2 separate regions of the Mus musculus genome follow, and region 2 is linked to region 1. The links are chromatin loops, found by intact Hi-C in ENCODE. Cell type or tissue: left cerebral cortex. All regions are shown on one strand. Links, peaks and the distances in the headings refer to the core of each region. The heading gives the core; the rest is flanking DNA. Region 1 has its middle 31 kb from the start of Gm35667. Region 2 overlaps Egf (epidermal growth factor).

Region 1 (15,751 bases), core at 3,133-11,132:
CTCAGTCTCCTTGGGGTCAGTGACAGCTGTAAGGAAGGACTAGGTAAGGAGCCATCTTGACCTGGACAGATAGAAGCCTTAGATGTCCTCTTAGAGTGCTTCCTGGTGGTCCCTTTTTGTTGGGATCTGTCCAAGGTATTTGAAGAACGGATCCCATAAGTGAAAGATGATCACCTGGCTAGCAAGAGTACAACCCAGTAGCCAGCTGGAGTCTTTCATCCAACAGTGTACCTACAGAAGTGGTATCTGAGGAGGTGTAGACAGTTATGCCTGGAAGTTTCCCCAAGAGCTCCAGGACCCCAGAATAATACGGATACGGCATCAAAGAGTTCATCCTAACCACGAGGAGAACAGACACAACTTAGGAGTCAAAAGCCTGCGGGATGCAGAATAAACATGAAATAAACTGAAGTTCTGTTAGCAAAGTGTTCACAAAGTAAACAAAACAAAAGCTGTGTAATACTGGACAATATCTATAGGCCAAGAGATAGTGTGAATTTAGCAGCAGAAACTAAGATCTATGAATATGATCAGGAGAAAGAGTGACCCCCATTAGTGGGAGCCACAGGGAGTATTTCCAGAAAAACATAACATATGCATATGTATGTATTACTCTTTCCAGATGACTGTAACCACAGAATCATAATCAATGTCTTAGCTACATATATAATTATAATTAACTGTTGCTAGCAAAAAAAAAAAAAAAACCTAAAGCTTAGCAAAAAAGTGTTACATTGACAGTAAAGAATTGGTAATCATCATCAACAATAAAAAAATGATGAGATTGAGTAAACTTACCTTAATTATAGGGAAGCAAAGATTATCACATTTTTGCACACTTGAGTTATAACTTGTATCTAATTCTGATTTTTATCTCTGAACAGCATTTTTTTTGATCCTATCAAAATATCGCCGGCTACATGATAGGTGTTCAGCACATAAAGAAAAAAATAAATCAAAGTTCATTAACTCTTTTTACAATCTTATAGTAGAATGGGTGTGTTACAGGGATTGAATGGTACCCACTATATCATTCTGTATATAAATCTTTGGTATTTCCCATGGAAATCCTATACAAGGAAGTTGAGGGATGTCAAGTTCACGTTTTTTCTGTCAGTCATATGCCTGATTGAATCCTTTTATTACATAGGGACATCCTGGACTCTGATACCATCTGCTGTAGTTTGCTTTTCTGCCTTCTCAAATACCCATCTCATGTTCTTCAACAAGGGAAAAAAATAACATCTATGGGGGGTGGGGGGAGTATAAAGGAGTGAACAGAATGCTGCCGAGAGAAGAAATGGTGCTTGAGTTGACTTCCTAAGGCAAGGAGAGATTTGTTCAGAGTACAGCGCTGGATGAGAGTGTCCACTGTGAAGAGATTTAATGAGCATATGCAATGTCACACAGGTGTCAATTTACTGTTGCTTTGGCCTTTCAAATGTCTCTCAGAAGCCAACAGAGAGGTAGAGACAAGATTGGATAAGTGTGGGGGATGACAAACAGCTTTCTATGGCTAGCAAGGACTTTGGTCATTGTTCTGAAGGTAAAAGGTAAGTTCTTAGTAGGGGAGTGTTATAATCATACTTAGGAATTTAAGATGACTGTTGGGACAATGTAGAGAATAAATGAGTAGAGTAAATAACACACCTAAGATGTCTGAGATTTCACCAAAAAAAAAATATTGTGAGAGTATTACTTAAGACAATACTCATAAGAAACAAGAGCTTTGGGTGGCAAACATTGTAAAAATGTATAATTAACTGTCAGCAGATGTGAGGAGGAAAAGTTACTGGATGGATGGATGGATGGATGGATGGATGGACTGATAGATGGATGAATAAACAGACTGGGCTTACAACAAAGAACAAGATCATGGCAAAGCCCTCAACAGAGGAATGGATACAAAAAATGTGGTACATTTACACAATGGAGTACTACTCAGCTATTAAAAAGAATGAATTTATGAAATTCCTAGGCAAATGGATGGACCTGGAGGGCATCATCCTGAGTGAGGTAACCCAATCACAAAAGAACTCAAATGAAATGTACTCACTGATAAGTGGATATTAGCCCAGAAACTTAGTATAGCATGATATAAGGTACAATATGCAAAACATATGAAACTGAAGAAGAACGAAGACCAAAGTGTGGACACTTTGCTCATTCTTAGAATTGGAAACAATCACCCATGGAAGGAGTTACAGAGACAAAGTTTGGAGCTGAGACAAAAGGATGGACCATCTAGAGACTGCCATATCCAGGGATCCATCCCATAATTAGCCTCCAAACAATGACACCATGGCATACACTAGCAAGCCTTTGTTGCAAGGACCTTGATATAGATGTCCCTTGTGAGACTAGGCCGGGGCCTAGCAAACACAGAAGTGGATGCTCACAGTCAACTATTGGATGGATCACAGGGCCCCCAATGGAGGAGCTAGAGAAAGTACCCAAGGAGCTAAAGGGGTCTGCAACCCTATAGGTGGAACAACATTATGAACTAACCAGTACCCGGGAGCTCTTGACTATAGCTGCATATGTATCAAAAGATGGCCTAGTCGGCCATCAATGGAAAGAGAGGCCCATTGGTCAGGCAAACTTTGTATTCCCCAGTACAGGGGAATGCCAGGGCCAAAAAATGGGAATGGGTGGGTAGGGGAGTAGGGGGGGAGGGTGTGGGGGACTTTTGGGATAGCATTGGAAATGTAATTGAGGAAAATACGTAATAAAAAAATTTAAAAAAAGAAAGTTAGGAAACTAAAAAAAAAGAAAAAAAGAAAAATAAAGATGTGTGTAAAAATTAAATTAGAAGAATGTATACTATATCCTGTTTATGGCAGAGAAATATTGGAAACACTTTAAACATATGGGTGAATAATAATCTTAGGGTAAATAACTATATAAATTGATTGATGTTATAGATATTTGTTCATATAGAAAATGCCTATGATAGATTGTTTAATAAAAAGACAGAAGTTTCAAAAAAAAAAACATCATGGCAAAGCAGAATTAGGATCTAGTATGGGCACTAAGACTCATCCAAAGAAAGGGAAGAATCATAGAGAAGTTAGTGTGTTCAGGAGCACATGTGTTTGGAGTCACAGGGCCATGTAACCACCAGATCACTTGACATCAATGAGTCCAAATGCATGGCTTTGCAAGAGAAGAACTCGGGTGGAAGTGTGCTCAGTGTGCAAGGCCAAGCAAAGTCACAGACGCCAAAGCACCCCGGAAGGTGGCATTTGGAGGTCTAGTCTTCTGAGCAGTTTCTCAGTCAGAGTCATTGAGTCGCTGTAATTGAGAAATGATGAAGAATCAATAAGAGTAGGTTCTGCCTCTGTCAGAGAAAGAGGAATGTGTAACTCGGAAAAGCAGGGTGAGCATCCCCCTTTTACCCTTCACTGTTGGGGTGACCCTGAGGGCAGATCCCTATGCCATCTCTCACTGTTGGGGTGACCCTAAGAGCACACCCCTATGTCATCTCTCACTGTTGGGGTGACCCTGAGGGAAGATCCCTATGCCATCTCTCACTGTTGGGGTGACCCTAAGAGCACACCCCTATGTCATCTCTCACTGTTGGGGTGACCCTGAGGGCAAAGAAAGCAGATCTTGAGTGGATAAGAAGACTCTTGTGCGAGGGTCAACTGAGACAGGCTGCTTGTGTTTCTAACACGGTCACAGACCTTGGCCTTCCTTGGAATTCCTTCCATCTTAGCTTTGAGTCCCATGAAGTACCACTGTCAGTTATAACACCTTTCTCTTCCTTTTAATCCACAGTGAGTTGATTTTTTTTTCCAGCAAGACATAATACATAGATGCAGCATCCTTTTAGAAGGGAAAAAGCATTCCTTTCTCCTACAAGAGTGCATGGCTTGTCTTAGACCAAGGCTGCCATGAATTCCAGACAGGAGAAAAGGAGATGTGAAGAGGGATGGGGGTGTGAAGTGAAGCTCTGCTTGTAGTAGAGATAGCTAGACCCTATCCTATATCTAGTACCCCTCTTTCCTGAACAACCCTCTCAATTGCATCCATAATTGTTAAAGCACATTACCTTCTTACACTGTATGATGTGTGTCTAAGTTCTACGTCTTACACTGTATGACATGTGTCCAAGTTGTAGCTACTGAGCTACAACCATTAAAAAGGGTAGAGGACTGACTGCTAGAAGATTGTTGAAAGAACATCACCCAAACATACTGCACACCACACATGAACCACACACATCATCAACACTACACACCAACTACACACACACACACACACCATGCATGCATGCACACACATACAACATGCACGCATGCATGCATGCCCATGCACTGCACACATATGTATACATGAACACACACACACCACACCACAACCAGAATTCATGCATGCACACACGCTGCACTCACATGCATACATGCACACACATGCACTGCACACACACACATACACCATTGCTCTTCTTCTCCTCCTCCTTCCTGCAGTCTGGGAGGCAAAGCATTAACCCCAAGCTGTTCTCTTAGCAGGCAAGGTGACTTTGAAGATAAAAGCCATTTACAAAATGGTGACATGTGGTGGTAAAAAGAGCCCAGGTGCCTGCTGGCTGTAATAGATATCAGAAAAGCCCTGGATACTCTTGTCTGTATTTCTTTTCACACAGAAGAGAAACAAGCCTCGCTCACCTAAGGCTAGTAATGCCACTAAGCCAACTGTGGTAGATGCTAAAATGCAATTGTCTTGTATTACGTAATTCACTCTACTTTAATTCCTAATGTCCCTTTGGCACTTATCACAACAAGTATTTTCTTAAAGTAAAAGGAGATTTAACAATTCTTCTGAATGACTATTTATAGAAGAAAGAGTGACTCGGTAGAGGAACAACCTTTTAAAAAATTATGGAAACTGACTTTAAATAACAGTCTCTGACACTTCAGTCTCTGGCTCCTGCCCTCCCTTTCCCTGTAGCTCCCACAGACCCTTAACTTGAGATGTTCCTGTTCAGCCTCTTTAGTGCTGGGAATAAAGACGTGCGTCACCACCCCCAGGCAAGCATTTGCCCTTGAATCTTTAGAATAGGAGATCTTAAATAGATGATCAAAAAGTTTCTCCAGCCTCCTATCTTCAGTTTATCAAGGTCTGTTGAAAATATCCAACAGCAGAGGTCTAAAGAGATGGCTCATCAGTTAAGAGCACTCTCTGTTCTTACCAAGACCTGAGTTTGGTGCCCAGTGTACAATGGGGTGGCTCACAGCTCCAGATCCAAGAAACCAATATGCCCTCTTCTGACCTCCATGGGCACCAGGTACACACATGGTTCATACCCATATATACCTGCAGGTAAGACACTCAAACACATAGAATAAATTAGCCATATTTTTAACTGAAAAGACCAAAAAGCACACTTACTGTTTCTCAGACAACTACCTCTGCATTTATAAATAAATAAATAAATAAATAAATAAATAAATAAATAAATAAATAAATCACAGTAAGAAACCAAGGAGATTTAAAGACAAGAAAAACCAAGTAACGGGGAGATTAAATAGGTTGTTTGAAGTCACTTTTCTTATACCTGATCTTGCTGGGACTCCAACTCAGGAAATCCGACAGATTTCTGAGTGTACCCACCACCCACCTTGCCAAGAACAGATGGATGAACTGGCTCCAATGAAGCAAGAGATGGTTTGTCAGTTCAGTGCAGAAGCAACGAATCTAAGAGAAGATGGAGATTCTGCCTTTGAACTATCTCTAACAAAATTTCTTCCCAGCATTGAAACGCAATAGTGATGGGACTCTCCAAAACACATCTGAGACCCCCACCCCCACCCCCCGGGAGGAGGGCTGGAAGTGAGCTGCAAGCAAGCTACTGTGGAGTGCTATCACCTGAGAGGCAGGACCTGAGAAAATAGTCTCAGTATCCTCTGAAGAAAACAGAAGCTCATTTGTCAAATACATCATTTTTAAGTTGTAAACAAATAGATAAGTAGCTATATAAACCTACGCTTCTCTGCTATTCAAACTGAGGCACACAGTGGTCTCACTGCTGGTGGGAAGCAGATATGCTGCCCTCTGGAGTGCCCGGTGTGGCACTCCTCCCATCCATCAGGAGTTCCAGCCACCATTCCTTCGGGCTCTCCTGGTTGTGCACAGATTGGGTTTCATGTAGACATGCAAAAAATAAAAAAATAAAAAAAAATCTCTAAGCTTATTCGACATGAAATACAATACATTTGCCAGATAACCAGGACCCTCATATTCATCATAAATCAATTGTGTTTATCCGTAGCCAAGAAAGAACTAGAATGCGCTTTCCTCATTTGGAAATCCAATCTGCTCTTCACAGTAATTATGCTGCCTTTCGTATGAATCATGGTCTCGCACCACAGTGTCAGGGCCCGGCTCGCTCGCTCGCTTGCTCGCTCGCGGCTGTGCAGCACTGAGATGATCCTCGCACTTGGGGGTAGGATTTGGGGAGTTATTGAAGTAAATCCTTTTACTCACTAGACTTTCCCTTTTTTGTGTGTCTCATCTTCAGTCTTTTTGTTCAAATTTTACAGAAAACTTCTGAAAGCCGTCGTAAGCAGGGCAAGAGCACCCTCACCAATCCCCCGGAAGCCACGGAACTACACTCAAGATGGGCGAGGGCTCTCCCCTTGCTCTCATCCTGGCTTTCCCTCAGGAGTCACCACACAGCCAGCTCCCTCTTTTATTTATCCTTTCCACACAGTTATGTTACAATGATGTGCTGAGACTCTCTCCAGTGTAAGAGTCTTCATAGCCAGGCATTGTCCAAATGCACACAAACAAACGTGAGTTGTTCTCTGTGCATCCTCTGTAGAAAGCATAGAGAGAGGTGGGGGTCTGAGGCCCAGCCATCTTTAGTGACATATATTGCTGAAAAGTAAGACTGTAAACGGGAAGCCATGTCTATTTGAGACCTTCTGGAACGTGAGGCGTGGGGGCTTGACCTTATAACCCACTGCCCTTCATGCAGTTAACTGCCCAATTGCCAGAGGAAACCCGTGAACCCAAAACGACAAAAAGGGTCATCTGAGAGGGCGCACCACCAGGTGGGATGTGAGGAAATAGGAACCCAGGAGCCACTGTGGACACCATTATTATGTGTGTGGACACATAGAACATAGTAACAAAAGGAGGGACTTACCACTGTGGCCACAAGTAGACTTTTGCACCGTTGGTGACTGGTGTTAGTTCTCTGGTCCTCTGCGTAAGGCCCTTCACTGGGCAGTCTGTGTATTTGTAAGATGGTTGGGCTTTGCTGTTGCTGTTGCTATTGTTATTGTTGTTGTTGTGTTTTACTTTGTTTGCTTTACCTTTGTGAACAGCAGATGTCCTCAAATGGACTACACCGTGTCCCCTTCCCCCACCAGAAGTTTCTAGAATGGAGCTTTCCTGACACCTAGTGGCCAGATGAGGAATCCCTGATTTCCTTATAAGTAGTTTAATTTAGAAAGTATATTTACATCCCAAATGAAATTTTAGAACATTGCTTCACAGTTTACCACTGATCCCCTGTGAGCTGCTGGCTTGTGGGTTAAATGCAATTCTACTCCTATATTGCTTAGAATTTTAAAGTAAAATTGCTATCAACTGCGGCTAGTTCTGGGTGCATGCAAGCTCACATTACTGTGCTTCCCTCCTGTAATAGTAACTAAGCTTAAGATAAAATACCAAAGGCTAAATTACACATGAGTCTCAAATGAGAGCCTGTGTAAATTAATAAAAACTTTGCATTGTCTCAGATAAATTACAGTGAAGGTACTCTGCATACCACCAAAGGAAAAAGATAAACACTAAACTAGCTACAAAACCTACAGATCTACAGTTGTGTCCTCATAAGAATGCTAGAGAAATGGCAGCACACAGCATGTGGGAATATAACCAAACAATATCTGATTTGACTGAAGGCCCACTCCATGGGATGGAGCCTATGCCGCCATACCTAGCACTGTTTAGGTAACCAAGAACCTAAGACTAGATGATCCAGGGACCTGAGGCAAAACCAAATACTACTGCTCTGTGGAACCACAACTACAACAAAATATAGCAATGAAATGACTCCTGGTGACATTTTGCTGTACGTGTACATTAATGTGTTGCCCAGTCAACATCAGAGAAGTTTCCCCCTGCATCAGATAGGCACAAATACATACACCCACAACCAGACATTATGGAGAATGAAAGATCTCAGAACACTCAGCCCTAAACGAGAGATCTCCATCAAAACTCTCCCCCTCTAGAGTCATCAGAAGAGGAAGCAGAAAGAATGTAAGCACCAGAGGGGATGGAGGACACCAAGCAAACAAGACCCTGTAAATCAACACGAGGAAAGCTCATAGGAACTCACAGAGACTAAGACAGCATGCACAAGACCTGTACAGGACTGCACCAGTCAGGGTCCTCAGCCTGTGTAGTACTACATAACTAGCAATGTATAAACAACATGTATACACACAACATATATACATACATACACATACATATACACATACATACACATACATACATACACACATACATGCATGCACACATGCATACATATATATACACATACATGCATACATACATACATACATGGATGCATACATATACACATACATATACATACATGCATATATACACACATGCATACACACATACATACACATATATACATGCATGCATACACACATACATACATACACACATGCATACATACACATATGCATACATACACATGCATGCATACATATACACATACATATGCATGCACATATACACACATGCATGCATACATACGTGCACACATACATGTAAAACAATGAAAAGGAAAGTTCATGTGAGTCATACAGAGGACTTCCAACAAGTTTCCCCTTTGAGGGAACAGGGAAAGAAAAGGTGTCTATGAAAATTATTGCAACCTAGAATAGAACCTGCTCTTCCTACATCAGAAAAATAATATGCAGGCGTCGTGGTGTTTATCTGGGATCCCAGCACTCAGGAGGCTGAAGAAGAATGATGGGTTCTAAGCCAACCTAGGCTACACAGTAAGCTCAGCAACCAAAGCTCACAGCAAGATCCTGTCTCAAAAGAAAAACAAAGTAGAATAGCTTTTCTAGAAGAAATGAAAACTAATGAGGCTGGTAGGTTAGGTGTCCTGACATAGCAATATGCCTTAAGGCTCTGCCAAGATCACATAAAAGGGAGACGTGGTAGGATATCAAAGTGAAAAGACTGGATCAGTCAGTGATGGACAGAGGAGGGGAACAACTCAGTGGTGCCTTGGTGAACTTTCTATTGCTGTGACAAGACACTGTAACCAAGGAAACTGATAAAAGAAAGCATTTAATTTGGAGCCCGTGGTCCTGAAGGGTTACAATCAATAACTATTATGTCGGGGAGCATGGCAGCAGTAGGCAGTCAGTCATGGCTCTGGAACCATAGCTGAAAGACGGGGGGGGGGGGGGGGCAGGGAGAGGGAGAGGGAGAGGGAGAGGGAGAGGGAGAGGGAGAGGGAGAGGGAGAGGGAGAGGGAGAGGGAGAGGGAGAGGGAGAGGGAGAGGGAGAGGGAGAGGGAGAGGGAGAGGGAGAGAGATCACCTGCCCCAGTAGACCATCTCCTCCAACAAGGGCACATCTCCTAATCCTTCCCAAACAGTTCCACCAACTAGGAACCAAGTCCTCAAATATATCTACAAGGTCCATTATCATTCAAACCAACACAAGTAGCTTCTGAGAAAAGTGTTTGAGATGCTGCTGTAGATGCTTAGGCCAGAGAGAAACTTGAAAATTCAGAATTATGACCAATCAGCACAGTCAAAGATGCATTCCAGTGAGATTATGCTGGTGTAACAAACAGATTTAAAGTTGAGCGGGCCAAGGCTGCTGCATCTACATTTCACAGGATCCTTAAATCACATTTGTAAAATCTCCTCATGTTCCTCGACCCCAGGACATTTTATTCTTTTGCATGGATGAAGCTGAATACATATATACCTTTTTTTGTTCTTTAGAAATATCTTAAGACCCAAGTCAGGAATATCATATAATTTTTGTAACAATATACAACACAAATGCTCATAGCCTCGAAGAAGACTGGGATATGTCTGTTGTCTTTAGTTTGCCTGCGTTATAACTAGATTGTTATGGAATAATTATTTTTCTATTACGGAATTTTCAAATAATCTCTATCAACTTGCAATTCTCTGCTTTCATTTTTATTCACAGGTTCATGATTATACTTCGCATACACTCCAAGAAAGCATCAATTTAGAAAGGAATATATTTCATATGTACATTTATAATCCCCACAATTTACTCACAGGATCTAATACACAGTCAAAAATCCAGTTTTCCTTCAGTAAATTACTCTTGTTACCCAGCAGGTTAAAGGACTTCACTAGCCATTCCCCTAGTGATAGATAAAGCAGTGACTCCCAACAGGAAGAGGCACCATCACTCTACAGAACCAAAATGCGGACACGGAACACACAGCTGCGGGGTGGCTTCTACACCCTTATATTTATCAGGCTTTATATATCTTCAAAGATCTGTGAGAAACAGTCATTAAAATCACAGATTGTCCTGCTAGCTAAGCATTTATTCTGCAAGGAAAGAGAACCAGTTTAAACAAGCCTTAATTATACAGAACACTCAGGATGAAATGTGTTAATTCTACCTGGCATCTAGCTGTTCGTCAAATCCATTCAGATAAGTTATGTGCACAAGCTCTTGTAGACAAAAAAAAAAAAAAAAAAAAAAAAAAAAAAAAAAACACCTTAAGTGTACTTAAGCCTCACAAACAGAATCTTGTCAGAATATTGTATTACAGGAAAGAAGCTAATTTTCCAAATTATACAATATGGAGGAACCTATAAAAAATTTTTATTGTCTTGACCACTTTAAATACTGAAACATAATTTTAAATAGTACTGATTAAATTTAATGAAATAAGTTTAACATTAACAATTACTTCCTTTTTAAGCATGTATTTAATTTAGCCGGGGAAAGACTGGAAGCATTGTACTCCAGATTCTAAAGACCACAGGTGCCAATCCAAACGCCTTTACCTATGAAAACTTACCTGCAAAAGTTTGAGGAAAAAGAAAAGCTTTTCACACAGTACAAACAGGCTAAAAGAACTCACGTACACAAAACCCACCCTGCAGAGAATGTTAGAAGCAATACTTCAGGCTGAATGAAGGAATAATCATAGCCCGGAAACTACAGAAAGAAACAAATGAAACTGTAATAATTGAAATACAGAACAAAAGTTAGAAAACAAACAGCAAGAAAGCCACAAGATGATAACAATCAGTACATGCCTCTCAAGGATAACTTTAAATATTAAAGGCCCCAGTTCCCCAATCAAAAAAAGCACAGGCTAGTTGAGTGGTTTAAGAAGAACAATCCATCTTTTTTCTATCTAAAAAAGGCATGCCTTACCTTAAAAGTGAAAGGATGGATAAAGTCTTCCAAGAAGATAGGACCAGGGATTAATCTTGTCACTATCCTGATACCTGACAAAACAGAGCTCACACCAAAATTAATCAGAAAAGATAAAGAAAGGAACTTCATTCTATTCAAGCAACAAATGTCCAAGAAGACATTACCCTACACATAGATGCACCAAATCTTATACCAAATTTCATTAAAAGCATCCTACTGGATTTCCTGCCACAGAAGAACTCAAACTCACTTTCTTCTATGGACAGGTCATCTAACAAAGACTAAGTAGAGAAATAATCAGAACCAATTTACCTCATATGTCAAGTGGACCTAATAAATATCTACAAAAATTTCTACTCAAACACCAAACAATCTCCTCAACTCAGGAGACCACAAAATTTTCTCCAAAATAGACCCAAAATATCGCAACAAATACAGAGAAACTGAAATGACTTCACATTTTAATAAAGCTCAAAATCAGTAGCAAAAGAATTTTTCTCAAATATACTGGTTCATGAATATTAAACAACACACTACTCAGTGGGTCAAAGAAATCAAGAAGAAAATTTTAAATTCCCAAAAATGAAAACACACCCAAATCTCTGGGACACATTAAAAGCAGTCCAAAAAGGAAAATCTATAGCCCTTACATGCTATTTAGAAAGCCAGAAAGAACACAAATAAAAGGCTTAATGATGTACCTCAAGAGTTTGGTACTACAAGAAGGAAACAAGTCCAAGTGCAGGAGACAGAAGGAAAAACAAGGGCAGAAAATGATGAAAGAGAAACGAGAAGAGTTTTCTTCTTTGAAAAACTCAACAAGATTGACAGACTTGTAGCCAAATTAATTAAGAGGGAAAAGAGGGAGGAATAGCCAAAGTAATATATTTAGTAGCTGATACCACAGAAGTATAGAATATTGAAAGGGACTATTTTTAAAACCCATACTCCATTGAGCTGGAATACTTTCAAAAAGTGGAAGAATATCTAGAAACATTCAAATCACCAAAATTAAACCAAGAAGAGACCAACAGCTTAAATAGGCCCATAACGGACAAGGAGATTGAAATAATAAAATATAAAATCATCTTACTAAAAGAATCCAGGTCCAGATGGATGCATAGCAAAATTAAACCAGACACTGAAAGAAGTACAATGGCTGATACTTCTCAAATTGTTCAAGGAAGGAAGGAAGGTAGGAAGGAAAAGGGGAAGGGAAAGGAAAAGGGGAAGGGAAAGGAAAAGGGGAAGGGAAAGGAAAAGAAAAGGAGGGGAGGGGAGGGGAGGGGAGGGGAGGGGAGGGGAGGGAAGGGGAGGGGCGGGAAAAGAAACAGAAATACTTCCAAACTCATACAAAAACAGTATTATTCTAATACTTTACCACACCAGGTAAAGACACAAGAGAAAGAGAACTACATGGGCTACAGGCCAATATTCCACATGAATAACAACAAATAAAAACAAAAGTGGATAGCTGAAGTAGAGAGATGGCTCAGCAGTGAAGAGTGCCTGCTGCTTTTATAGAAAGATCTGAGTTCAGTTCCCAGCACCCACATCAAGCAACTCACAACTGCCTATACCACCAGCTCCAGCTCTCTGCTGGACCCACACACAGACATACACATATATGCATGATTAAAAATAAAATAATTTTTTGAAGACCTAGAAAGCTATCCTTAGCCAAGAAGTCATTGAAGTATCTCAATATAAAGTCAAGAGTCTGCTCAGTTGGTTTTTGGTGTGAGATTTTGTTTTAACTGTGCACATGAGTTTTGTTTCTGGATGTGCCTCCACTCACAGGAGACAGCAGCTCACCAAATGGCATACACCTCTACGAGTCCACAGCAAAAGATAACAAGTTGGCGGCAGAGCAGACTCAACATATCCTGCACCAGCAAAATCCCCGATCTTAAATTCCCAGAGAAAAGAAACAGACTCAAAGACAGCTAAGGAATTCTGGCAGAATCTCTTCAGAAAGAGAAACTAATAGGTATAATAAATGACCCAGGGCAGGGATAGGAACAAATTATCTAAATAAACTTAAGAAGACATTATACATGAACGGTGGGCCCAAACAAACGTGGACCTGTAAGTCACAGATGCAAATTCTGAGGCCAGCTCAGCCTGCTGGAAGCCGTTGACCTCCGTCAGATTTCTCTATTCCTTTGTCAGAGTTATTAGACTGGCCTCTTAAGCTGTCACGTTTACAGATGTAAGCAAAATAACATTATGAAGAGATATTTTGTCTTATTAAACACTGCCCCCAGAACATAGTCCAGATTTCCCTCTTAGGAAAAGTGAACGAATATTAGAGCAGAAGGTTTACTTTAGGCTTTTTATTTAAGTTATCATTACCTCGGGCTCTTAAATCACCTCATGATTCGTTTGCCTAGCAAACAAAACAGAAAGTTTTAAGATAAACTTTAACTTACTACAAATCATAAAATTATTTCCATATAAAGTCTGTTTGGTAAATGTGTTAAACTGTTATACGGTCCCTAAAATTTATAGAAAGACAAAGAGTTGCCTGGTCAGAATATCTCTAAGAGCAGTATATGCTTGGGGGGAAAAAACTTCCATGCTATAAAAAAAGAATACAAAAAAAGAATGTCCAACACAGAGAATTGAATTACTGCATCCAACAAGAGCCAAGATGATGTCATTTTATGTGAATCCATGCTCAAAGGAAAGATTATAATTTTAAACTTTATCTATTAGACACTCATTATTTTAGCAGATTCTAAGACAAGCCATTTCAGTTTCCTTCATACACTGATGGTAAGTAATTTAGTGACTGATTGAATTTGAACACATGCCACTTTTTCTCTGCTTTTTAAATGCAAACAAATTGCTTAAAATAATATATTTGCGAATGACCATGGCTTCCCGCAAAAGACCATAATGCTAATATTTTCACGTCACTGTGACCTACTGTTAAATGTATGTATTAGCTGCAGATACCATAACAGGCCTCCCTGAAAGGAACCACAATTGTCTGGTTTAGCTTGCAGCACCTCACATTCAAGCACTGGAGAAAATATTAGCCCCAGATGCTGCACTCCATCAAATAACAAGGACGACCTAGAACAGGGTTGTGTTGTTGCATATTAAGAGAACATCATTAACTTCCCCACAACACTCCAGTAAGAACTGGCAAGAGAAGTTGTGTGAAGCACCAGCACTCTAAGGGTGCCATCCAGAAAGTTCTAGAAAACTCTCTTCGGAATGGATTGCTATAACCTCTATTAATTTTTATTCTCTCTCTCTCTCTCTCTCTCTCTCTCTGTGTGTGTGTGTGTGTGTGTGTGTGTGTGTGTGTGTGTGTGTGTGTGTGTGTAGTGTGTGTGATATCCCTCTCTGGATTTGTCTCTTGGTGTATAGATACATAAATATTTAAATGGCTTATCTAGTGTATGCGTGTACTTGAGTGTTTCTCTAAAACTTTGCTGGGACATGTCAAAGGGTTATCATTGTCAAAGAAAATACCACTTGCAAATACTTCATGACAAGCCTGTGAATATGCAGTGAGTGGGCTCTGGTTTACTCCCCATATCTCTGCAGCATTAACTGGATATGATGTCATCTCCAACCTCCTCTTCTTGCCAAGCCAAATATTCAGGAACGTACATAACACAGACATGGAGTGGTGTTTGTCTTCTAACTAGAGTTAGCATATGAAGTTATTAATTTCATTACATCAAGGCACATAATATTTTTCTGACTACCTCATGAGATTGTGATGAAAATTATGGACTCTCTAAAGAAGCCATTTATCTCTTTGAATTAAAAAAAAAACTACCCAACATGGGGTAGAACTAAAATATCTTCCACTTCTGTCATACATATTCCAAAGTCTATAAAGCTGACATCACACATGACTTCCATGACTCAGGGACTGGTTGCTTCAGTTTTGATGAGAAACAAAGAAAACAATACAGATTTCTATGTGAATGTAATGGAAACTATAGAACCTCTTGGAAGTGATTGTTTTCAACAATACTTTCATTTTTGACATGTATGATGTACTTCATACTGCAAACTCCAATTTCAATAAAATAATGAGAGAAAAATGATAAGTTCCATGGTTCTCAATTTATAAATTGAAAAGCATTTGCTATGTACATTGTATTCATACAATCTCAAAAGAAGAAGAATATACAATCAAAGATCAGGTAATATCTAGGATGTGTATTTATTTGCTATCTCACTTGATTGTCAGTAGCAGTTATATGATGTAGCTATAGCAATAATCCCCAATAAGGTAAATAAAGCTTAGATGCGTGTGATCTGTCTCAGACTATGACGGTAGTCAATGC
Region 2 (15,751 bases), core at 2,637-10,636, 1.7 Mb before region 1:
TGTATATATATATATATATATTCCTTACAGATTGCTCCAGAGAATCCCATCTCCATTTTCCAAGTACTGCGATTGTAGGGAGGCCTCCACACGCTGCTCTTTGCCTGAAAGCTGAGGGTCCCAACTTTATCCTCAGGCCCCTAAGTAGCATACTGTCTGTGGCTTTAAGCTGTTTGAAACCTCCATGCAAGAACAGTTACAGAAGTCTTCCTCTGACTTCTGTGCTCTAAAGAGCAGATTTTAGGGCTCAAGGGCCGCAAGCCCCACCCGTCGTGCATAATGTAAAGAATTTTTTACATGTTTTTAGTAATGGTGATAACTAAGATTTGTATGAACTTTTAGCATTTGCCATTTTTAAATTGTATTTTGATGCCTGTCATATCCCATTATTTTATAGATGTAAAAACTAAGACTGGGGTGTATTAATTAGTGACTTGACTAATGATTTTGAAAATGATGATCATATACGACTGGAGAGATGATTCAGTTGGTGAGGTGCTTCTACAAACCATGGGGACCTGAGTTAGGATCCTCAGAGGCCACATTCAAACAAAAACAAAAACAAAAACAAAAACAAAACAGGCATGGCAGTTTGCCATTGTAATCCAAGTGGCGGGGATGTGGATATAGGAAGATACCTGGGACTTCTAGCCAGCCAGTTTCAATTAGCGAGCTCATGAACTGTGAGAGACATTCACTCACAAGAATCAGGTGAAAGTGAGTGAGGAAGAAACCCAGCATTGGCTTCTGGCCTGCACACACCTGCATGTGCACACACACATGAGCACTTACACACACACACACACACACACACACACACACAAGCAAAGAACTATGCCCAAACAACTAATTCCTGTTTAAGAAGTTCCAGAAAAATTTGCCACAAATAAAAATATATTTATTTGGCTAATTTTTGGTCATATCTTGTCGTATTAAGTACTGGGGATACCAGGACATGCTAAATACAGCTGCAGCCTGCATAGTCACAGCTTAATGTGAGAACCAGAAGTTTAATCAAATAAGGCATCAGGGTTAGTGGGCTAGAGACCACTTTCAGTCTCAGCAGGGACCCCCTACGGGCTCACAGGGCAGATTCTATCATAGTGAAGAGAGATTGGCAGACGAAGAAACATGACAGAGAGTACATTGATGGTGTAGGGGGTCAAGGAGTGAGGGAGAGATGACTTACATCATCGTCTGCGTTTGGTTTTGTATTCACTTAGCCCCAAAGACAATATAAGACAGCAGAGCCTTTGCCTGCATCCTGCATTACTGTACTTTTACCACTTAGTAGGACCTGGGCACACATTAGGTACTTCTGAGTGAATTTTATACTTTAGTTCCCAGAGTTGCTTCTGGTATTTGGGGCTTTGTCTTTTAAGTGTTGGTGCTCAAACCCAGGCTTTTGCCCATGCTAGAGCCGCTGAGCTACACCCTCAATCCTCATTATTAAGATATCACTATGCCCTTCTTTTTAATTATTAAAATGTTTTAGTTATTATATATATATATGAATGTTTTGTCTACATGTGTTTGTGTGTGACGTGGGTTTTCTGATCCTGTCAAATCCCCTGAGACTGGAGTTACAGATATCTGTGTGCAGCCGTGTGGGTACTGGGAATCGAACTGTGGACCGCTGAAAGAGCAGGTGCTCTTAGCCACCGAGCCAAGTCTACAGCCCTGACTATGCCCTTCTTTGTCATCTTTATTTAGCTATGTATAGCAGATTTTAGTTGGCAGAGGGCTTTTTTAAAACAGTCATGTTTTCTTTGGTTTCCAAGAACAGTCATGCAAAGCAGCGGTCCTCTTAGAAATCCCTGCTCGGGAAAGAGAAGCAGGCGAGTGTTGCCAGTGCGGTCACAGCCTGCACCTCCTACTGTATGGCTGCTGCTTCCCATCATGCAGTGCTGACTCAGGTTCGCAACCGTCCTGCATCATGTTCTAAGCTAGGAGAGTTGTACAGTGCTGTCCAATGTTTGCTGCGCTCAAATACTGTCCAGTCGTACTCTCAGCAGCCTTGTGATCTGGGAACTAAATAATTTGAATGTACCCATCCTGAGCTGTGAGTAATAAGGGGTAGCCAAGCAAGCATGGAAGGTATTGTGTTCACCCAAGAGAAATCTTGGTTAAGTAGCTAAACATATGAAACACAAAAAACACAATTACCACTGGACAGTGGTGGCGCACGCCTTTAATCCCAGCACTGAGGAGGCAGAGGCAGGCAGATTTCTGAGTTCGAGGTCAGGCCTACAGAGTGAGTTCTATAACAGCCAAGGCTACACAGAGAAACCCTGTCTTTAAAAACCAAAGAAAGAAAGAAAGAAAGAAAGAAAGAAAGGAAGGAAGGAAGGAAGAAAGAAGAGAGAAGAAAGAAAGAAAGAAAGAAAAAAAGAAAGAAAGAAAGAAAATCAAAAACAAAACAAATCCCCAAACCACAATTGTCCTAATGTCTGCAGTCACGCCCTGCCCCAGCCCACCCCCACCCCTACCCCCCAGATCCACCTTAAAATGTATAACTTTTACAAAGGCGCTCCGAAGGCTTCCTTTCATCTCTCCTACATCCCGTGAAGAGACTAGAGAGACAGTGGTGCATAGCCGGCTGTGGTATGTCACATATTCCAACTCAAAAAAGGAGGTGCTGGGTGGCATTTAGGGAGTGACTATATGCACAGGGAGTTAAAGCAGGAAAGCAAGAAACAAAGAAAAACTTGCTCACGCCTGTGACTTGACATGCAACTCTGTCCCCCGGGGCAGTCGCACTTCAATGGAGGATGAAATGAAGTGATCTTTACAGCATTTGACTTGTAAGGTTCGTGACTTTGCAGAAGTGCCAGGAGGCTTACAAGTCAGTGCATAAATCTTGATAATAAGCACACACTGTGACATATATCCTATTAGATATGAAACATGATATTAGTAAATTGACAATAAGTCTTTCTGCGAGCCAGTCTCTCTGTCAGAGACAGATCTGCTTGCTACGTACAAGTCTGTGTTTCGAGAGGAGACTAGATAGGCTTTTTGTGTGTCACAATGGTTAGGGATTTTTGAGTAAAATTGCTTGTGGGTTACTTGTATTCAAAGGGTAAATACTGGCTCTCCAGTTCTGCTTGTCCCCCACGAGCAGGTCCTCACGCACACCAAGCGATGCTACGGAAACCTTGTTCCTCAATTTAACTGGTCAATAAAAGGTCAGAGCCTGTGATTGGGCAGTGGAGGGAGAAAGGTGGGACTTAAGGATCAAGTGAGAGGGTTACAGGGAGAGAGAGAAAAAGAAGAAAGGACAGGGGTGGAGGAGGCCGCCTTGAGGGGAGATGGACCACGGCCAGGAAAACCAGCAAGTAACAAGGGACATAAAATGGCTGAGAAGTTAGAATAACTCCAAACCTACCCAATCTAGGCTTACAGTTTGTAAATAAAATACCTGTGTTGTGTGTCTTTTATAAAGGCTGGCTAGAGTTATAGATTGATACCACGTAAGATGAAGTCGGAGTCCATTTTAAGCTCTATTAGAAGTTCAAATGTGCAGATGACAAACAAGTCCGCACTGAGCTCTCTGGCCATCAAACAGTTCTTTAAGGTTGAGGTTTACCTCCACATGTGAGAGAAAAAGGTGGGAGGTTCTCACATTAGAGCCAGCCTTGGCTACTTACTATGTCAAAAAGCTAGAACAGCAACAGAACCACAACCAAAGCAAAGCAAAACCAGCAAGCACACAAAACCCTGCAACTGAAGGCACATGCAATCTGTGAGCCGTGTCTTTGAAATCTAGCAGAGCAGACCGAGCAGACAGACCGAACCAGTTCTTTCTGTTTGGAGGCTAGCCCACACGCCAACTTCAGGAAGGAGGTGCTAGGACGGTTGGTCCATGACCTTGGGGTCCACTTCCTCCTCTGAAGACTGGAAATAACTGCATGTGTTCTGGCTGCTTGCAGATGAAGATGACTGTGGTCCCGGGGGGTGTGGAAGCCATGCTCGATGCGTTTCAGACGGAGAGACTGCTGAGTGTCAGTGTCTGAAAGGGTTTGCCAGGGATGGAAACCTGTGTTCTGGTAAGAGCGAAGGCCAAATGCACAAATCTGAAAATTCGTGAACCAAAAGCATTCCTTTTACTTTTACTAACTAAAAGTCTCCACAAGGATGTAAGTAATTAGTAGGTTTAAATAATTTGATGTTAGAGTGGGGAAAAAAGGAATTGTATGCATAGGAAATGAGACACATGGGCATATTTACATATATTGCCTCATATTATACTAAAATTGTATTAAAATTAAGCAAAATTTGAAGTTGACACTAAAAGAGACCTGAATTTGACCTCAAGTCAAACTTATGGATTCCTATAAATAGGATATTTTCCTCCGAGAAACCTAGTATATATGCTTTAGTGAAACAAATAGATTATGATAGACAGGTTTTGATTTTATATTGATAGCTGTTTTATACTGATAGTAAGTTAATGATTACTGAGAAAATGTCAGTCCTTCTTGTCTGAAACTCTGGAGGAAAGTAATTTACTTACACATACTTAGCTGTTTGGACAGGTGGTAATTTCATGAAAATTAACTGAGAAATGAATTTCAAACCCAAGATGCAGGGTTTGCGTTTTATTCACAAGAAGCATCTGAGTGGCTGGCTATACAAAGGCTCAGTCTTTCTTACTATGCTTGTTATTTCTTTCCAGTGGTTCTCAACCTTCCTAATGCCACAAAATTATCCCATTGCTCCTGTAATCTTGCTACTGTTGTGAATTGTAATGTAAATATCTGATATGCAGGATATGTGAGATGTGAGCCCTGTGTGGGTCGAGACCCAAGGTTGGAAAACGTTTCACATGCCCATAATCTCCCTGACAGATATAGATGAGTGTGTGCTGGCTAGATCGGACTGCCCCAGCACCTCGTCCAGGTGCATCAACACTGAAGGTGGCTACGTCTGCAGATGCTCAGAAGGCTACGAAGGAGACGGGATCTCCTGTTTCGGTGAGAGAGCCCAGGTGCCAGTGGGCAAGGGAGGGGGAGGAGGCAAGCTAAAGAAAGTTGTCAAAAGTTGTAGTTCCTGAGGGCTGAGGGAAGGCAGGATAGCATTGGAGTGAAACACGTGTCAAGACCAGTCGTGTCACCGGTGTGGGCAGATGTAGTATCAGTCTTAGGAAACAATCTCCTGGCCATAACTGTACAAGCTGAGCTGCTGAGGTTAAGTCTACCTCTTTGCCTTTCTAGTTCATTCTGGAGGATGAAGGCTCATCAGTGTTCTATGTTGTAAGCCATCGGTTGGTCTGCTCCTCTTTGCTACTGAGTTTAGCCACCGGACCGCGGTGAAGGGCAAAGCTGGAGTGGGTGTGTTGTAACCACTGTGTACAAGAAGACAGGGACAGGAGGCTCCCGGGCAGGCGTAGGGTGTTTCTGATGGCTCAGTGGATGAGAACTTCCAGCACTGACATTTCATTGCAAGCTCAGAATGATTGAAAGCCTTTTCATAACCATCCTCCTCCACTAAGGGCTGGGTGGGGCTGTGGGCTGGGAGTTCACTCTGTGGATGTCTTCTGCTGCCCTGGGTGTCAGGAGCCCAGTAGCACCGCACAAGTGGAGGCCTGCCCTACCTACCCTCACCTCGTGCAGCTTAGCTGCGTTCCCAGAGATTCCCGGCTCCTCTTCTACGCGGTTTCTTACCCTTCTTCCAAAAGCAAACGATAAAGGGCAGATGCCTGGTAAACTCAAGCTGGTGTTTTCTCTCCCGTGTGAAGGTCATGGCTACCCACTTGTGGGTCTGGCTGGCTTAAGACAGACTTTATCAGATTAGTTCTGTGCAGTCCACAGACCTCTGAAAACACACTTTTAAGCACAGATTTGGCAGTCAGTCAGGAAAATGTCACTGCACTAATTAAGCAGGCTCACAGATATTTTGGGCAAACAGACTTCATATTTCATTTCTTTTGAAGAGAAGAAGGTATATTTTCTCAGAGACTTAAGCTCTTAGACTCCCACTCTTACTAACCTACCTCCTAATATTAAATATGCCAAAGGAGGTCATGGCCCTGCCCTGCCTGGGTCCATGAGGTCTTCAGGATCATAGAAGCCACGGGTATGCTTGTATGTTCTACCATTGGACCTCAGTAAGCAGGAGACATTTTCTTAATTGGGGTTGTCTCCTCTCAAATGACTCTGGCCTGTGTCAAGTTGACAAAAAACAAGCCAGCACACTAGGTGATTGGCTTCAATCCATGATACATATATGCATCCTATCGTTGTGCTGGTAAGACAGCTTAGTGGGTAAAGCTGCCAAGCCCAGTGGCCCGAGTTCAGTCCCTAGGACTCACATAAAGGTGGAAAAGATCAACTTCTGCAAGTATAGACATAAATACACTCAAACATGAGTGTTTCAACAGTACAGCGTTGGCTTTGCTTTGGAGCGAATGAGTTCGCTCAAGTTGAGAGAGGATTTCTTTTTCCTTCCTTCCTTCCTTCCTTCCTTCCTTCCTTCCTTTCTTTCTTTCTTTCTTTCTTTCTTTCTCTCTTGATGTTGTTGTTGTTTTGGTTTAGATGGGTTTGGTTTTTCCAGACACGATTTCTTTGTGTAGCCTTGGCTTTCCTGGAACTCTCTCTGTAGAACAAGCTGGCCTCTAACTCACAGACATCCTCCTGCCTCTGCCCCCTGAGTGTTGGGCTAAAAGGTGTTGGCTGCACGGAGAGATGGCTTAGCTGTTAAAAGAATAGGCTCGTAACCAAAAATGTGAGAGAGGATTTCTAACAAGATTACAGCAGGTGTTCTGGTTTGTCTCGAGAGCTAGAGGCGTGGCTCAGAGGTGCTTGTGTAACACATGTGAAGCCAGAGGTTCAATCTCAGGACTTGCAGAAAATGAAAGAATTAAAAACTGTAGGAAACAAAGAACAGAAGTTCCTTTGATTCATTCAGGACAGCCGTTCAAAGCCTTCGCCTCCATTAGGCACAAAGGAACTGTGCCTTAGGAACTGTGAACTATCAAGATGAAGAAGCCAGTTCTTGCTGACCAATAGACCATGGTCTGGGAGAAAGGCAGCTTTGATAAGAGAGAAACACAGGCAGATGTGCGGCATGAGGAGCAGAAACACAACAAAGCCAAGAACTGGGGGGAATGTCTGCTTGAGGCCTTGGGCAAGGTTTCCTAAAGGAAGTGTCATTTGGGTGGGACTGTAGAGAATGAATCCATATTAATTAAACAGAGATGTGAAGGGGCAGGGAGCATCCAGGTATGAGCAAGTCGTGGATCTGTGAAGTGGTGGGAAGCAGTGCTGAGTACAGGCTGCGTGTGAGCAGAGAAACCACACAGTGCACAGACAGGGCGGCTCAGGTCACAGGAGCCTCCTTCCCCACAGCTCTTGGGGCTACGCCCCATGTGATGGATGGTGTGGTCTGGTGAATGCGCCATTTCTGACTCTGGAAGCCACGTTCTCACTGCATCCTCAGTCTCTCCTCTGTGATTAGCCTGGTGCTCCTTCATCTGTTAAAGACGCAGCTCCATCAGGGTGCCCTCCTGTTCTTGTCTAACCTTAGTTAGCTCCTCACAAAGCCTGTCTCGGATCAGTCACTGGGTGGTTGGTTGTCGAGGTCTGCATGTACGGAGAGGCATCTCAGTGCCTTCTATTAGCAGATGAATCGTCTTATATTCGCAGGAAATGAAGTCTGAGGGTCAGCTATTGTTTTTACCTCCCTCTCTTAATCGTGCTAGCTGCTATTTTATGAACATTCAAAGGAAACAGTTGATATTAATTTATTAGTGCATTTTATGTCTAAAATATTAGCATTTTACCATTAATTGGTATTTTAAATGTTTATATTTTAACTTGCACACTAAGACTTAAAACTCTGGTGTGTATTTTGAACTGACAGCACCATCTGGACCATAAGACTTGATGCAGTTTAGAGAGCCTAATACTCCCAGAGGGCAAGTCTCTCCATACTGGACAGCACAGCTGTCGGCAACAGAAAAGCCTCTGGCCTGCCCCTGAGTGGCACAGTCACGGGCTCATCACTGTGTGGCCTAGGGAACAGGAGAGGCTCTGGTGTTTGGGAGCGGCCCAGAGGAGATCTGAGATGTTGGAATAGACCGAGGCAGCTCTCCTGAAGGTAACTCAGTGCAGACAATGGGAAGACCTATTTGTTTGGGCAATAACAGCTGAGACAGACATGGGTTGGCAGCAGGGCTAAAGGAGGGGCCTAGTTCTTTATATAGCTCATACTATATAGAGATAGAGTTTCTCTGTGTAGCCTTGGATGTCCTGGAGCTCACTCTGCAGACCAGGCTGGCCTCAAACTCAGAGATCTGTTTGCCTTTCTCTCCCTAGTGCTGGGATTAAAGGCGTGCACTGCCATGCCTGTCCTGACATGCCATTTATGTCAATGAATAAGCTTCTAGTTGCAAAAGTGAAGTCCGAGTTTTAGGATATAAAATGCCATTTGCTGGAGGTGCTTTACCGATCTTCGGTCTGGAGAAGTCTCGATGTCTTTCCTTACAAGTGAAAAGAAAGCCTTTCAGGAGCCCGGGAGTCCAGCAATAGGTGTGCAGCCATGGACCTAGCAATCTTTTATTTCTAGCATTCATGACAGCCCCCCCCCCCCCCAGCATGCATAGGGCCCTGAACATGAAGCACCACACAGGTGAAGAAACCTTCTATACGGCTGGACTCTGTGGATTCGTAACCCTTCCTTCCCTTCCCTGCACCCCTTTCTCTTCCCACGGACTCCTGGGACAGATATTGACGAGTGCCAGCGGGGGGCGCACAACTGCGGTGAGAATGCCGCCTGCACCAACACGGAGGGAGGCTACAACTGCACCTGCGCAGGCCGCCCATCCTCGCCCGGACTGAGTTGCCCTGGTAGGTGGATGCGAGGTCCAGATCAACCGTGAGGAACTAACTTGGTTCAAGAAATCTTAGGCTGCTTTTGTTTGCCTTGCGGATTCTTTAATCTGGCTGGAGACTAGATTTCACCACCGGATTGGTGGTGGACTGCGGAGTTTGTGGTCATTCTGGTTTTGTTCATTTCACAGCATCAGCGATAAGATGCTGATGATGCTGATGCTGATGATGATGATGATTAACTCCTCCCCTTCTTCCTCCTCCTAACGGTTCAGTATAGGGGTTTCTTCTTAACTCTGTGACTCCTTTTCCACTGGTTGGTTGTTTTCAGAGGCTGTGGAAAAACTTAGCTGGGCTAGACAGGTCAAAACTATGTCTAGACTTGTAATAGTATATTTTGTTTATTTCCATATATACAAATTTAAGACTAGCTGGGCATGGTGGTAAGTGCCTTCAATCCCAGTACTTGGGAGGTAGAAACAGGGAGACCCCTGAATTCAAGGCCAGCCAGGTCTATAGAGGACAGCTAGGGCTAGACAGAGAAACGCTGTCTCAAAAAACCAAAATTAAACCAAAAAAAAAAAAAATTTTAAAACCCAAAAAACAAAACGAGAGCTAATCTGTATAAAATCTGCTTAGATTTTGATACTGAGTCTTACGCCTCTGGTATGTATTTTACACATGCAGCAAACCTGAGTCTGGACTGCAGGCTGTGGCACCAGGTTGCCGAGCACGGGGAGTGGCGACAGGGAGCCTCTGGCAGCTTGTCAGCAGTGTGGCCTGTGATGGGAGAAGAGCCACTTTCAAGGATTGTTGTTATTATTGTTGTTAATTCTTTGAGATGGGGTTTCTCTGTGTGGTCCTGGCTGGCCTGGAACTCAGAAATCCACCTGCCTCTGCCTCTCAAGTGCTGGCATTAATGGTGTGTGCCACCGTGCCCGGCTTACTTTCAAGGTTGCTTTAAAATTGATTCCTTAAAGTCCGCATGTCTTGACATGAATTAGCAACCCAGCCAGCTTTTGTTTCTCTTAAAACAGTCCCCAGTACTGACTTCATCACCCACACAGCCCAGGCAGCACCCCACAAAAGACCCTGACAGCCAGGCCAGGGCTTGCCCTCTCAGTTCTGCAGACAGAAAAGCTCATACTTGCCTGCTCTCTGGGTTTTATAGTGAACTGTTTTGTTTTTCTCGGGTAATTTTTTCTCCACTTAAAAGGTATTGAAGAGGGCTGGTGAGATGGCTCAGTGGTTAAGAGCACCCGACTGCTCTTCTGAAGGTCAGGAGTTCAAATCCCAGCAACCACATGGTGGCTCACAACCATCTCGTAACGAGATCTGACTCCCTCTTCTGGAGTGTCTGAGGACAGCTACAGTGTACTTACATATAATAAATAAATAAATAAATAAATAAATAAATAAATAAATAAATAAATAATTTTAAAAGGTATTGAAGATAGATGTGGTAGTTGGTGCCTATAATCCCAGGAGTTGGGAGGCTGAGGCAGAGGGATTGCCATGAGTTTGGGGACAGGCTGAAAACCTTCTTAGTCAGTTGCAAGCAGCAGTGCCTTCCCTTTAAGGCATAGGAAACTATTCAAAACCAAGAGGCTTGGCATCTTGACTTTTCTCCATTACTGTAACATCGACTTCCCATGAGTGGCTATAGTCTCATGTCTGAGGGGGGCCTCCTAAAAGTTGAATTGGTTTTAGAAGAAAGTATTTTGTGGGATAAATGTTTGTGACTCCTTAGATTAGGAGGGCAGTGAGCTACGTGTTGCTGAGTAGCTTGTGAGCTGTACAAAGACCCCAGTTGTTCATTTCAGATTTAGGGTTGTCCATTCTTCTTTGCCTCCAGTATGATAATCCAAGAGAGAGAAGGGTTTAGCTTTTGGTGGGTGACACAGGCTTGCTTAGGAGGGTGAAACTCAGCACTCCTGAGACTTCCACTGTCATCAAGAGACCACGTCGAAAGTTGTTCACAGAAACTCAAAAATGAAAGTAGTATCTTTGACTATTCCAGACTCTACCGCACCCTCTCTCCTTGGGGAAGATGGCCACCATTTGGACCGAAATAGTTATCCAGGATGCCCATCCTCATATGATGGATACTGCCTCAATGGTGGCGTGTGCATGCATATTGAATCACTGGACAGCTACACATGCAAGTGAGTTGAGCATCTTTCTGATAGCCCAAGGTAAAAGTGTGGTCCATGACTTTCAGGAAGTTTGTAAAATTTATACAGAGGAGATTTTTCTAGGGGCACTGATGACTTTCTTTTTACATAAATAATTGGATGAACATAGTCTAGAAATTCAGTTCTGCATTCAACATGAAGGCAGCTTTGTAGGAAATTTACTCAAACCAATTTGGTTTCAGCCAGATTCTAGGTTTATAAAAATGTTGCACCTATATTCACCCTGAACTTATTGCCTCTGATATTTAAAGCTTTTTTAAAAAAGGTTTTCTTTCTAGTAGTTCACTTTTTTGTTTGTTTGTTTGTTTTTTATTTTTGTGTTTTGAGACAGGGTTTCTCTGTATAGCCCTGACTGTCCTGGAACTCACTTTGTAGGCCAGGCTGGCCTTGAACTCAGAAATCCACCTGCCTCTGCCTCCTGAGTGCTGGGATTAAAGGCGTGCACCACCACGCCTGGCTTAGTAGTTCACTTTTCATTGTTGTCTTGGCACCCACTTTTGAGGGATGACATAGCTGTTGTCTTGGCAACCGCTGCTGAGGGAAGACATGGCTGCTGTTTGCCCCCCTTTCAGCTCTCTGAGTGATGTGACAGGCCAAGCTCTCACCTGAAATGATTCTGAGGACCGAGAGCTTTAAGATACTCCACGGTGCTCACCATGAAAGCCTTCCCTGTATAATAAAAGCTACACACAGGGCTAGGGAGAAGGGAGCGTCAGCAAAGTGCTTCCAGCAAAGGAAGGGAACCTGGGTTCAGAGCTCTAGCTCCCATATAAAAACCCAGGTCGGGCAGGGAATGCTTTTACCCCAGCACCGGAGAGGCGGAGACAGGAGAATCCCTGGCGCTTGCTGATCAGTGAGAGACTGTGACCCTAATTATGAGGTGGAAGGTTTGGCCAGTAGGCCCCTTGGACAAATAAATACTCTTTCCACCATGTTGGGGACCCAAGTTCAGTCCCTGAGATCTACATGGCAGAAGGAGAGGACAGACTCGTGCATGCTGTCCTCTGACCTGCACACAGGCTCTGGGGCATCTATACACTTACACTCAGAAAGAAATAAACAAGGGGGCTGGTGAGATGGCTCAGTGGGTAAGAGCACCCGACTGCTCTTCTGAAGGTCCAGAGTTCAAATCCCAGCAACCACATGGTGCCTCACAACCATCTGTAATGAGATCTGACTCCCTCTTCTGGAATGTCTGAAGACAGCTACAGTGTACGTACATATAATAAATAAATAAATCTTTAAAAAAAAAAGAAATAAACAAGGACTTTTAAGAGGTGGAGAACAGAGGACTCAGACACCTGGTATCAAATTCTGGTTTCCAGGTGCACTGCATGCACACCTACACACGGATAGCCACACTCAACCCAAGTGGGCAGGGTTTAATTCAGGGCTACATCCTACTGTTAACTAATTTCACATGTTCAAGGCAATGCGAGGGGCTGCGCCGGTGTGCGCAGACATGTAGGTCTCACATGCCTGGACCTGTGGACCTCAGGAATGGATGTTATGGACTTAAACAATTTTGTGATTTTTGTTAATAATAATGAAAAGAAAGTAAGTTGTTAGAGGAAGAAGAAGCTATATTCTTTGACTGAGTATGGTCTTACATTAAAAATCACATCAGCTTGACAAAAATTGTGGAGATGTTTGGAAATACTAGTAAAAAGGACTCAATTCTAGTAGAACTCTGCTTTTGAGTTTATATTACCATACCATGATTTTGTAACTCAAGATGCTTTCAAGTATAAGATAATAATTCACTTTTAATGAATAGTTAATTAATGTTAGCAATCAAATAGTTTTTATCTACACACTTAATCCTACTATACCAAACACAAAAATTACAAAACTGGGATGTGTCATTGATTGTCTATGGCTTATTTCCTTCATGGTAGTTAGCTTTAGGTCCCTAGATTACTGTTGCAGTATGAAGGGTTTGCATTTTGTCATAGTGCAGTTTTCCCTCCAGTCTGACTCTGCCGGAATTTATTGTTATGCCCCTATGCAGCTGCATCTTCTTCCGTTGTGTTTTAAACACGCTGAACTGGAGCTGGGCAGAGACATAGGAGCACCTGCAGCCCCAGTGCTCAGGAGGTAGTAGTGGGGGAATCAGGAGTTCTAGGTCTTTCCACTCAAGGCCAGCCTGGGTCACAGGAGGCCCTGTCTTTAATTAACAGGCTACAGCTGAAGGCGTCCCTCGCATTTAAGGACCTTTAACCAAAAGCAGTGTTTAAAGTCGCTGGTATCCACAGTCAATGGAGCGTTACTTTATTTTGAATTGATTTGATAAAAATGTGGTTTAACAATTTTCAGCTTCCCTCCATTTGTCCCTTCAGCCTCCCTCACGGCTATGAATTCCACAGCCACAGACCTCAGGGGGTTCCTGCCAGTGCGGGTTCATCAGGGACCCTCCTGAAGCACCCACACACGCCCACTGGTTCCCTATAACTTTGCTGGTCTGGATTCTTGGGACATTCTAACTCTTGAGCTCAGAGGTCTTCATTCTTTCTGATTTGGCTTTGGCCAGACATCCCTCTGATGCGCCTTTGTCAAAGCTGCGACCCCCACAGCAAGCAGGTTGTGAGGTTTCTTGAGGACAGGAGAGGTTGGAGAACACTTTCAGCTCTGCCACTCCTCGCGGCTTTGTGACCACAACTCACTTAAAAGGCTGCTTTACCCTTACTTGGTCTAGAGTGACATCATATTGTTTGACCATGGAAACTCAAATGCATTTATCCAGGGAACCTTCTGTTTGGTTTAGCGAAACTAATTAATAAGTTGAATAATCCAAAAGACTCATGGCCGTGCCCCATGCTCTGAAGGAGCACTGGCCATTTGACTGCCCTGGGCACGGTGCTCAAGACCCCATCACTTGGGTTTGCAAGTGGAGCCCATTAGCATGCAGCAGTTGTTTTTCAAATGACTGTTAGGGATTGTCAATAAATAGCTATAACCAAAATGAGCTAGAATTAAAAATAGACCCCAGGAAGCCTGGGCAGCCTTTAGGCCCCACCTCAGCTCCTGCCTCTCTTCCATGGTCTGCTCAGAGGTGAGGAGAGCAGGATGCCCTGTGAGAAGCAACAGTGCAGCAGACCGCATAGATGTTTTGACATCTGAGAACCACGCGAGTCAGGCCTGCCAGTCATTAACTGTGTGACCGCATACAAATTGTTTAATGCTGAGTCTGTTTCCTTACCTGTATAATAGGGGGCATCTAAAAAAAAAAGTTAAAAAAATAGCGAGTAAAAACCATGTGTAGTGTGGTGTCAGTCATGGTGACTAATAAGTGTTGCTCCTTTACTTTCCTCCGGAGGAAGTGAGTTTCCACTTTCTTACGATGGATAGAACTAGGGAAGAGACTCCAGATCTTCTGGAACGTTCAACAGTGTTCTTCCATGCTTCCCACCTCGGGTCCTTTTAGAATGAAGTGGAGAAGTGGATGGGTTGGTGGAGTCAGGAGAAGGGAATTTTAATGGGATTTTTTTTTTCCAAGTTAATTTTGGTGTGAAGAAAATGCAGTTGTTTCTCAGCATCTAGTTTCTAGAAACAAGCACTTCCAGTAGATGGCAGCATTGCTTCGCTTACTTTTTGAGCATTGCTAGCAAACTGGTGTCTGATAATTAGAGTAACCAGCTCATTGGACAGTGAGGAATTTATAGGCAAATGGCCCTTTGCCTTCAGGAGAGCTCCCCACCTTTTATGTCTCTGGTTGGTTTTTGTTGTTATTGTTTGTTTTGTTTTGTTTTTTCCACATTTTCTCTCTGGCTAGTGGTGAGTTTTACAGAAGCAAACAGCCCCTCCTTAGCCAAGGCCCTGCTTCCAGTGCCGGGCCTGTGTGTGTGCTTCTATTACAGCCTGGGGCTCCACAAGGGTCGCTGTTTCCTAGTTCTCTCCTCTGACCTGGGACTGCTGCGGTCTGGCCAGACACCTGTCTCCAGGTGTCTCCTGGTTTGTGTTGGTTTAGAAAGGGAGCCTCCGCCTTTAATCCCAGCACTTGGGAGGCAGAGGCAGGCGGATTTCTGAGTTCGAGACCAGCCTGGTCTACAGAGTGAGTTCCAGGACAGCCAGGGCTACACAGAGAAACCCTGTCTCGAAAAAAACCAAAAAAAAAAAAAAAAAAGAAAGGGAGCCTCCGTGGGACCTTAGCCCCAGAGTTCATCTGTCATCGGATAGCTCCCGTCGTCCCAAAGGCCGGCTGAGAAAAGGGGAAAGCCCGTGAGTGGTAATATTGTGAGTGTTGATGGTAAATCTGTACTGTCAGCTGACATCACAGGCTCACAAAGCTGCATCTGGAAAGGCACAGGGTTAGAGACAATGCACATTGAGTTTGTAAGAATCGGGCACTGGGGGCCTCTGCTTGACCTCTGTTCCTGTATCCTTGACAGCTGTGTTATTGGCTATTCTGGGGATCGATGCCAGACTCGAGACCTACGATGGTGGGAACTGCGTCATGCTGGCTACGGGCAGAAGCATGACATCATGGTGGTGGCTGTCTGCATGGTGGCACTGGTCCTGCTGCTCGTCTTGGGGATGTGGGGGACTTACTACTACAGGTAACTCTTCTTTACCATGAAACTTGACAGCCTTTCTCTAAGCTCCCCCAGGAAATGCATACTTCCTTGGGATGAACTTGAGCAAAATACTGCATTTAAAAGGAGGAGTGAGCTCTTTTCACAAGCCTGGACTTGGCTGTACAAAAACATCAGTGTTCCTACTTTTCCT

The links. Hi-C counts contacts between places; a loop is a spot of excess contacts. Peaks named below come from ENCODE experiments on the same cell type or tissue, not always from the same donor. Only the 100,000 strongest peaks of a DNase experiment are listed, where the experiment ranks them.
Region 2: a loop joins it to region 1, with 4 times the contacts of the local background. A loop is called at or near these places in 5 of 42 quality-filtered maps.

Annotation. Positions count from the first base shown.
Region 1 is chr3:127,993,729-128,009,479 of GRCm38, reverse strand. No RefSeq gene overlaps it. Among named protein-coding and RNA genes, the nearest start is that of Gm35667, 31 kb to the right of the region's middle. In left cerebral cortex, for the core only: a CTCF peak has its summit at 7,412 (motif pointing left); DNase peaks (open chromatin) are centred at 5,621, 6,379, 6,599 and 7,402.
Region 2 is chr3:129,686,016-129,701,766 of GRCm38, reverse strand. It overlaps Egf (epidermal growth factor), which reads left to right. Exons shown (of 24, transcript NM_010113.4): 17 at 3,933-4,049; 18 at 4,851-4,976; 19 at 8,727-8,849; 20 at 10,852-10,996; 21 at 15,415-15,582. Among named protein-coding and RNA genes, the nearest start is that of 6330410L21Rik, 60 kb to the left of the region's middle. In left cerebral cortex, for the core only: no CTCF peak of the experiment used is centred there; no DNase peak of the experiment used is centred there.